3 separate regions of the Homo sapiens genome follow, and all the other regions are linked to region 2. Evidence: chromatin contacts called from ENCODE Hi-C or POLR2A ChIA-PET data. All regions are on one chromosome and are shown on one strand. The core of a region is the stretch at or near the end of the contact, and the rest is flanking DNA. Distances in the headings are between cores, read along the strand shown.

Region 1 (3,405 bases), core at 891-3,390, 64 kb after region 2:
TCCTCACCCTGGGTTGCTGTGCCAAGTGGTGTGTATTTAACTTCTTTAGAATCCTTCCTCATAAATCAGCCTGCCTCACTCCTTCACTGTGGGAATGGCTTTTCTCTGCATTCCCTCCCACTAGGCCCTTGGTTTCAGGTAATGGCTCACTGAGACTGGGGAAGAACATGGGGCCACTTGAAACAAAGAGTTGACATTCCTCTCCTCACCATTCCTGAGTGGTTTTATTGGGAGTGGAACCTAAAGGTGGGCTTCAGGGATTGATCCTGGAGGACAGGATCTCAGAAAACCATTGTTGCTGGTGCCTGGGCTCCTTGCCCCTTGTACTGAACTCTGTTGTCTATAGTTCCGGCACTATGGGCTTTTTGGTAACTAATAGTTCACTATTAGCAATCTCAATGAGAATATTTATAATTTATTGAATGGGGACTATTTCAGGCTGTGTTATATATCATCTGTTGTCACAACAGCTCACATTTCACATCTGGGAAGATAGAGGCTAAGCAAGGTCTGCTCTTTCACTGGGCATGTCTCTTGAGTGTCTGTGTGTGCCAGGCACTGTGCTGGTCTCTAGGGTTACAGTGGAGGCTGGGATATCACCAGCTCTTCCTTAATGTTGTTAGCCAGTGGGTAGACAGACACGACCACAGGGAGGTATAATACAGCAGGACGAGTGCTGAAGAGAGGTGGCAGAGGGGGTGGTTAACACAGTCAGGTGGTCGAGGAGAACTTGTTGGACAATGCAGGTTAGTTCTGAAGGATGAGGCGTTATTCCAAAAAAGAGGGAAGGACAGCTGGACAGCAGGAGCAGTGGGAGCTGCACTAAAGTTTCCCTTCCTTCACAGACTCGTGGTGAGTGTGGCCTTTTAGGGTCAGCAGAGTCTGAGCAAACCTGAGGGTCTCAACAGCCAGACCCTCCCAACCCTGTACTCCCATCCTTTGTTGCTTTGCAGCAGGAGCTGAGTGATTGGCACAAGAATATGTGGTGATGACTGGTTTGTTTTGTACAAAGCCTGGTTGTAAGTGCCACAGGGGTTTAAAAATGAGGTGGTGTTTGACCTTGGTTTTCTCTGGCTCTAAAGCCAGCACTCTTGTTCTCTGGACAGGGTCTTTTAATCACCTAGTGTATGTTCAGTTTTAATGTAGATACAAGAAATGAGACATACATTTCCTGCCCACAAGGAATTTACAGTCCAGCTAGGCCAAAAGGAATTGGCCTTAGAAAGTAATCAGTGATGCTAGGTGCGGTGGCTCTTGCCTGTAATCCCAGCACTTTGTGGGGCTGAGGCAGAAGAGTCACTTGAGCTCAGCCTGGACAACATGGCAAGACCCTGTCTCTTAAAAAAAAAAAAAATTGGTGTGCACCTGTAGTCCTAGCAACTCAAGAGGCAGAGGTGGGAGGATCACTCGAGCCCAGGAATTTGAGGCTGTGGTAAGCTGATTGCACCATTGCACTCCAGCCTGGCAGATAAGGGAAGACTCTACCTCAAAAGAAAGAAAGAAAAAAAAAAAAAAAAAAAAAGGAAAGAGCCAGTGAGCAGTACAAGGGGGTGTTTAAAAATTTTCTTAAAGGAAACCAGTGTCCCCTTTTATGACCTCTTGGGCTGTTATTTGTCTTGTTGCTGTCTTCATTATTTTCCTAACATCTCAGATTTGTTTGCCTGCTAGAAGTTTGACTTTTCAGCCAGATCCCGAAGATCTTGGGGAGAGGTGACAAAGGCATTCCTGGTTGCCAGATTCCATCATGGTTCCACAGCCTCAGTTTCCATGTTTTTCTTGTGCCAAATTCTGGAATTTTTGATCCAGGCTGCTTGCTATCTTTGAGCATTTGGGGTTCTGAGTCCCCAGATGTAATTTTTGGGCCTGGGTGTTAACACATTGAAGGCAGAGGAAAGGGCTTGGGGAAAGTGCCTTTTCTGCTGTTGGGAGAGACCAGTTTGCCAAACATCAGGCTCTGCTTTCTAGGGGCTGGAGGTGTATTCGGGAGACATCCTCAGGTGTGCATGCTGGAGAGAGGACTGGTGGTGACATTGGAAAATCTTTCTAGCTAACTTTGTACTCTTATTCATTTCAGACTTTTTTTTGTTGAAGTCCTGCTTGAGTCATTCTCAGTATGGTTGAGACACACTGAGTTCTGCTTGAGTCATTCTCAGTAGGATGCAGACAACCTGCATCACTCAGATCCACTTTGTTAGAAATGTCGATTCCCTGACCCTACCCTAGACCTGGTGGCTCAGAGTCCCTGGGGTGGGACTCAGGAATCTGTATTTTTAATGAGCTCCGTGGTTGATCCTGATGTATATTCAAGTTTGAAACTACTGGTTTGTTTTGTATGAAGCCTGGTTTTGGGCACTGTAAGCAATTAAAAGATGTTTGTCCTTGCCATCAAGGGGCTCACTCTCTCGTGGGAGTGACAAACCTCAAATAGCTAAGTATAATATTAATACAAGACAGAACACAGCCACGTTTGTGGAGTATGCCTTATTACTCAAAGAATGCATTTTATAGCAAGTTGAAAAGAAAGGTACTAGGCTGGTAAATTTTGAAAAGCATATCCTAGTTAGTGAGATTTTATGGAAAGAGAAGTCACCTGCAGAGCTGTAGAATATTCTGCGTTCTTTCAACTGAGAGGATAACAAAGAACATGGTAGGAGTTGGACTACATAAAAGTTAGTTTCAGTAAAGGCTGAGATATTAGTATATTTAGATACCACTCTTTGTTTACCCTTAAAATGGACTCCTCATTTTATAATGACATTTTAATGAGGAAAACCTATATACAAATGAAATAGGTAACAATTAGGGGTGGGGTAACCCAGGGTCTCTTTGGATCTACTTCAGGAAAAGGCTGACAAGGGAGCCTGGGAGAGTTTCGTGCAGCAGAGAAAGCATCAATCCTGGGTGGAAATTTTGAGTTATTTATAAATGAGTTTTTATGGGTCTGAGTAAGAGACACTTCTGGGCATACTCATATTTATTGTTTCTCCCACTGACTTGGTTAAAAGTAGGTAAATAATAAATTATGTCATTGCACATCTATGTTTTCTTGTCTCTTGATGTGCAAGAGGACATCACTTTCTGGAAAATCATGGAGTGGGAAACTTTGAAGCTTATTCTCTGGTGTCTTGTGTTTGGGATCAGGCAGTTGTAGCAGTCTGCTGCTGAGTGAGCCTTTCCTTTCCCTTGCTATCACTGGGAGAGTTGGGCCCACTCAGAGGATGAGAGGAGAGAGAGAGTCAACGATATTCCACAGAGTGCAGAGAGAGTAACAATTAATTGCACCTCCTTGGAGGAGGTGACGTTTGGAGGGGACTTTGTCAAAAGACAAAATAAAATGTACATGCGATATGTGCAACATATGAGGACTCTATATTGCAAGTGACTCAAACTGGTTTCAACAGTAAA
Region 2 (3,120 bases), core at 587-3,086:
TGACCAGCACAATATTTGGCCCCTAGTTGTCTCTGTTTATTCAGAGAGCACACACTGAGTGTCTAAGTTGTGTGAGTAACTGTCTTAGGTGTTTGAGAAGAAGAAGACCTCGCCCTCTGTGCCTCTTATTTGCCCCTGCTCTTCTTTCTCTTCTTTTTCCCTCCTGAATTTTTCCCACGTTTTACCTCTCTTCAAGATAAGGAATTGGGTAGGAGAGGGAAACAAAGGGTGTGGCCTCCCCAACAAGTATCTAAAGTGATGGGTTCCTGGAAGACCCCATGCTTGTGTGTGGATAAATTGTGGGGACAGGACAGTATACCAGACATCAAGATCGCAAAGTTGGGCAGGCACAGTGGCTCATGCCTGTAATCCCAGCACTTTGGGAGGCCGAGGTGGGCAGATCATGAGGTCAAGCGATTGAGACCATCCTGGCCAACATGGTGAAACCCCATCTCTACTAAAAATACAAAAATTATCTGGGGCTGGCGGTGCATGCCTGTAATCCCAGCTACACAGGAGGCTGAGGTAGGAGAATCGCATGAACTCGGGAGGTGGAGGTTGCAGTGAGCCGAGATCGCGTCACTGCACTCCAGCCTGGTGACAGAGTGAGACTCCGTCACACACACACACACACACACACACACACACACACACACACACAAAGTCGCAAAGTATTGCTCAGTCATACTTAGGTAGAAATGGCTGATAGTGGTATAATAATCTCCAAGGATTATCTGCATGTTTCCATAACTGATCCTAATGGTTGAAGTATTAATGATGGAGCATCAGTAGTCTGGAACCAGGCAAAAGTATTTGATTTTAGGGGAGAGGTTGGGGCATTGATAATAGCCCCAAAGGACTTCACATAAATGGTTGTCGGTTTCCCCCATACATAAGTTCCTTTGCTTCCCGTGGTCTTTAGTTAACTGAATCCTTTTTTTGGGGTGCGGGGCGGGGTTAGGGAAGACTGTTGGCCATATCAAAGGATGTAAAAAGAAGGACCATTAGGACTCCCATGCTATCTTCATTTCTTTGTTATTGTGTGGTCATTGCATGTAGGGGACAGGGCAGCTATAGTATCTAATCACAGAGATCTTTCTGGAAAGAGCCCTTCCAGAAGGAAGATTTGCCTTAAGAGATACCCAGGGTGATGAAACAAACACCTCAGCAGTAGACTCCCCTTTGCTGTGGCCCCAGTGCTCATGGGTTAGAGGTGGTTTGGAATTTTCTTTTGCTCTTAAGGTTCTGCACCTGAAGTGATGCTAGTCACTTTTTGGTCCAATAAACTTGGAATAAAAGGAAACTTTTTTTTTCTCCAGAGTAGGTTTTCACAGGTCTTTGCGGGGGGCTGTCGGGCACAGGATTTGGGAAGGGTCAGGGTGGGAAGAGAATGCCAAGCCCTGCTGGGGGTGGAGTGGGGAGATAGGGGCCTGTCTGCATTACTAGTCCATGGCGGCCGTCCAGCCTGTGGCCTCTCTTGCACAAAGGCTTCGTTCTGATTAATGGCACTCATGTCTTGGAGGCATGGATTGTATTAGACCTTGTTTAAAAGTGCTCGCTATACATTCACTTCCCCTGGAAGTGCACCAAACTAGGACGAGAGGAAAAAAGGGAGCAAGAGAAAGGCCCTGCATTTGGAAAGAGTAGACAGAAAAGCTTTTTTTCATAAATGCTTTCTGTAACTTTCTGTGCTCTTCAAGGCATTATCTCTGCAGAGCTCCTATGGGAGAGCATGGGGAAAAAGTGAAGACAGACGTCTTGGGAAAGAAAATGGGTTTCCCTGCCAAAACTGGGAGATGGTGCTGGCTCTCTTGGCTTTTTAGAAACTCCAAGAAATCTGCTGACATTTTAAAGGAAAAAAAAAGAGAGAGATGATTTATGATGACATCACATGTTGCCCAAGCAGATCCTGTGAGAGGAAAATGGCTTTTATAGAGAGCATGTTGCAATAAAGAAACAGTGAGTCACTGGGGGAGCATCACCAATTGAAATGCCTTCAGTTATTTGCCCTAACTGGCCCCCAGTGCAACCAAAGACATTGGCAGCTTCTGGGGCCTTGCTCTAAAGAGATTCAGCTCTAAAGAGAGCTGAACCTAGAGCGTGTGCTGCTTTCTGTTTCCACATCTCCCTTTCCTTCCCAACCCCTTTCTGATGACTGATTTCATCCTGCATTTGTTTTTAGCTTCCTGTCAGCTAAGGTGGGTGTGCAAGTGTTGCACTGGCTGCCCATGTGTGTGAGTGTATGTGCGTGTGTGTGTGTGTGTGTTTGTTGAAGGGTGTGCCACCCCATGTATCAAGTGGTGGGCAGTGGAAGAGGATGGTAGCATGAGGGGAGCCAGAGACTTCCTTGCTTTCCTTGGAGTTGCAGAACAATGCTAGACTTTTGCAGAGGGGTGAGTGTTTCTGCCGTGCTTGGAAGAACCTGGAGACTGGTATGGGATGAGGGATCCAGTGTGAGGCCTATGGGTGCACACGGCCTTCTGGGCCTAGGAACCATAGTAACTGTGCTTTAAGCTTCAAACAAGGTGCAGAGCTTGGTGTTGGTCTCCATGGACTTCTCTCCTCTTGGTTGTCTATTGTGTGTGGTGGCTCACCACCTGCAGGGCACTAACCCTGAATCAGCAATAGGAAGGAGTCTAAGAACTAGTCTTTGGTGGCCCCACACTTCTGGTTCTTGGATGCACCTCTCCCCTTTAATAATACTTTTCCCTCTTTTCCTCAAGACTCTACTACCTTCCTGCATTTCCTCTGCCACCATCAACATGGTTTGAGGACCAGGTCAGAAACCCTTTTGTATTAGGGTTGAGTTGCCAGAATAAGTTCTGCCTACGTTGCATTTATTTGCATTTCAGTGAAGATCAAAACATAAAGGTGAGGCTGAGTGTGGTGGCTCACACCTGTAATCCCAGCACTTTGGGAGGCCGAGGCAGGCAGATCACTTGAGGACAGGAATTTGAGACCAGCCTGGGCAACATGGCAAAATCTCGTCTCTACTAAAAACACAAAAATTAGCTGGGTGTGGTGGCAGGTGCCTGTAATTCCAGCTACTGGAGAGGCTGATGCATGAGAATCACTTGAACCCAGGAGGTGGAGGTTGCAGTGAGCTGAGATTGCACCACT
Region 3 (2,988 bases), core at 204-2,703, 39 kb after region 2:
CTTGGAGTGTGAAAGCAGAGATTCTTTCAGGTTTCCTGGCACGAGGGGGTTGTTGTGGGAGGTTCTCTCTTCACCCTTAGTGAAAGTGCTTTGGAAACCTGAGCCAGAAGCAATGGCAGAGGAAGTTCCTGGTGTGAGGAGCTTGGATGCTGGCTGCCTTTCCCCCATTTAGCTCTCTTGGGGCCCTTGGGGAGAGTTGTGCTGTGGTTGGGTGAGTGCGTGTTTGGGGATGTGGGTGGGTCTTGCCTGGTCTCTCAAACCCAGATGCTCATTCAGGTGCAAAATTCAGTGTTTGCTCAGCAGTGTACAAGCCTTGTGTTCTGGCATCTTTTTTTTTTTTTTCCTGGTGACATCTGTTGTACAGGGAGTGACTCTCCCTCGGTAAATGGTGTATTGTCAGTTCCTCCACTCCAGCGTACAACCAACAAAACAGGATGGCACTGCTTGGAGAAAGATGGCTGGCTGGAAGCATCACAAAATGGCACTACAGCCTATTGGGGGCGACCCTGGAGTGTCACAGGGGTACCCCAGCAAGGGCAGGAGCTCTCCTGAAGCAGCTTCTTCATGCCTCCTGGCTGCTTTTGTGCCATCATTTTCCAGATTCTTTTCTTAATCATGAATTAGCTGAGTTTTCAAGGTACCAAAAAGCCCAGCTAGGTGAAAGGAAGTAGAGAAAGGGCCTCTGATATGGTGTCCCAATGAGTTTTTTCACTTAAAGGGTCATGTTGAAGTCACCCAGAGAGACAGGCAGGGAACCTCACTTGGGTAAATAAGCAATGGAGTGAAAGATTGAAAAATGTGGTCTGAATTTTTTACTCGCATTGTTTCGGAGCCAGTTCCTATTCTGTCACTTCTCTCTGTGCCCCACCCTACCCTTCTTAATGACTTATTTGTACTGGAAAGCAAACTATTAATCACAAACAGAATAGCTCTGTAACTTCCAAACAAACACAGAATAGTTCTAGGGACTGTGAAAAAGCCAAACCCTTGGCAGAGATTTGGAAATGTGTTTCTTTTATATATATTTTAGAAATGCCACCATTTGTCCTTAGGCACAGAAGGTTCCCTTTAATTAGCGGTGAATTTCCTATTTCCCTTTTCTTCCTGAGGCATCTATAAAGCCCTGGCCTAGTAAAAGGCAGGTACACAGCTCTCAATTGAGCCCTATTGATGTGCTAGTATAGTTTTAATTGTGTTGAGATTTCCTTGCCAAAGTGACACATGCAGAAGCATTTTAAAAACGTATAGGGTTCGTAACTCTTTCGCTGTCTAGAGCTCTTGAATTATGAATGTCTCTTCTGCTGCCTGTTCAGTTCTTCTGAATCTGTAAAATTACTTTAATAACCTGTGTGGGGGTAATGTTAATATGTTTGCTCAGTAGTGTGAATTTATTAGCATTCCTACCCCACTTCAGGGAGCTGGCTTGGCCCTTTTGATACAAGCCCTTGGTTGCAAGAAGAGGCAAATTATGGTGGTGTTTTTTTCCCCCCCTCTCCCTTCCACCATTAGCAATCATTCTGTTGCACAGAGTACGTGATAAATCAACCACAGGAGAGTCAGATTTGCCATAACATGACATTACCTATCAGCTTGTCAGGTCTGAGTTGACTCTCAGCCTTTTGGGCTGTATATTTCTTCAAAGTCTAGTGCCAGTTTCTTAGTCAGCTCTAACTAATTTCAGAGTGGAAGAGAAACTTGACTGGAGTGCTGTTTGGGATCTGCTTTTTAATCCTGGTCTGTTTAATGTTTGCTCCTGACAGTCTAGGCCAGACATCATTTTAATGGTATGTGTGGTGATAAAGCCAATAAACTGTCAAGATGATTGATAATCTAAGCATTATAGCAATATGACTTTCCTGTTCTCCTCTGTGCTTTAGATGATGGTTTCCAAATTGAATTCCTACAGTGTGTGCTGTATGAGTGTGCCTGTCAGAGGCTCCCCTAACAGCGTTTGAAGGAGGTAGCTGTGCTTAATGTAAGATTTTTAGTCCTCAATTACCCACACAAATATATTTGCATATGTGTTGGTACCCTCTAATTTGGGAAACATTAAGAATTTATGACTCTGCCCTTGTAACAGTCCCCCAGCAATTTATGGGCACTGGTGGAACTTTTTATTATGTCTTTATGGTGTTTTTTCACCTGGCGTGCATCTTAGATTCCATGTGGTTGATTCTGTTATCTGTGGTTGAAAGACATTACAGATAACAAAGTGCACTATATTAAAGGCAGGCTTCTGGTTTCCTTTCCTTTTCTCTTTGTTTCTTCTTTTTCTTTTAATTTAGCAGACATTTTTAAGCATCTGGTCCTCATCTCATTAATCAGACTCGACCAGGTGTTTTAGGGTGGTGACAGTGGGAGTGCTTGGCTGCTGTTTGTTGGCCCTCATGGGCCACCGTTGCTGGCTGACATCTCCTACCCCGTTCGTGGTGCAGTGTTGTCTGGGAGCAGAAACCCACGTGGCTAGAGAGGTCGAATGGGCTGTGTATATGTGTATATGTGTGTGTGTGTAACACTCTTAAGCAATTTTACCAGGAGGAAAAAGAAAAAAATAAGCAAATATTAAATTCAAAACTCATATTATGCTCAAAATTTCCTTTTACTTTCTGCTTCCACAGCATGTTTTTGTATGATGTGACATGTGCATATTATTTAGTCTTCTACTTTTAAGATTGTGTCTAGAAAGACTTTAAGACTGTGGCTCTCTGAGAGTTACAGAATACTGATGCCAGAAGGGTGTCTCTGATACCTGTTGACACCATGATTTGCTGTATTTCTTCCAGGCCTTATTTTACAGATGACACTGAGCCCCAGAGAGGTGGGTTGTCTTGATTGGTGGCAGAACCGGGACTAGCATCCATGTTTCTATTTGAGGTCAACTATCCTTTCCACTTCATTATTTCCTTTCTCTTCATTTAATGCTTATTTTTCTTTTGGTCAGGAGACACTGGGAAGTCACTTCAGTTTTCTGGCCTCAGTTTCTCTATC

Evidence for each region. Hi-C counts contacts between places; a loop is a spot of excess contacts on that map. ChIA-PET counts read pairs that join two places held with the same protein, here RNA polymerase II (POLR2A). Pooled maps may share reads with other maps.
Region 1: a loop to region 2 is called in a map of PC-3, with 9 times the contacts of the local background. The contact joins two enhancer-like sites. A Hi-C loop is called at or near these places in 3 of 168 maps with a recorded cell type or tissue (CD14-positive monocyte, PC-3 and ascending aorta), 1 of 37 single-sample maps with no recorded cell type and 3 of 50 pooled maps. POLR2A ChIA-PET finds 5 or more read pairs at or near these places in 2 of 52 experiments (GM12878 and common myeloid progenitor, CD34-positive).
Region 3: a loop to region 2 is called in a map of sigmoid colon, with 4 times the contacts of the local background. The contact joins two enhancer-like sites. A Hi-C loop is called at or near these places in 4 of 168 maps with a recorded cell type or tissue (CD14-positive monocyte, Caco-2, esophagus muscularis mucosa and 1 more) and 3 of 50 pooled maps. POLR2A ChIA-PET finds 5 or more read pairs at or near these places in 2 of 52 experiments (GM12878 and SK-N-SH).

What each region holds. Positions count from the first base shown.
Region 1 is chr10:75,530,556-75,533,960 of GRCh38, forward strand. The region is part of intron 2 of LRMDA (leucine rich melanocyte differentiation associated); the gene reads left to right. Among named protein-coding and RNA genes, the nearest start is that of MIR606, 20 kb to the right of the region's middle. Within about 2 kb of position 2,141, at least 2 of the 41 ENCODE cell types and tissues checked have a DNase peak (open chromatin) inside an H3K27ac peak, as active enhancers do; they include CD14-positive monocyte and PC-3, where a contact is called at or near this core.
Region 2 is chr10:75,467,340-75,470,459 of GRCh38, forward strand. The region is part of intron 2 of LRMDA (leucine rich melanocyte differentiation associated); the gene reads left to right. Among named protein-coding and RNA genes, the nearest start is that of LRMDA, 37 kb to the left of the region's middle. Within about 2 kb of position 1,837, at least 10 of the 41 ENCODE cell types and tissues checked have a DNase peak (open chromatin) inside an H3K27ac peak, as active enhancers do; they include CD14-positive monocyte and PC-3, where a contact is called at or near this core.
Region 3 is chr10:75,506,783-75,509,770 of GRCh38, forward strand. All of the region lies in intron 2 of LRMDA (leucine rich melanocyte differentiation associated), which reads left to right. Among named protein-coding and RNA genes, the nearest start is that of MIR606, 44 kb to the right of the region's middle. Within about 2 kb of position 1,454, at least 3 of the 41 ENCODE cell types and tissues checked have a DNase peak (open chromatin) inside an H3K27ac peak, as active enhancers do.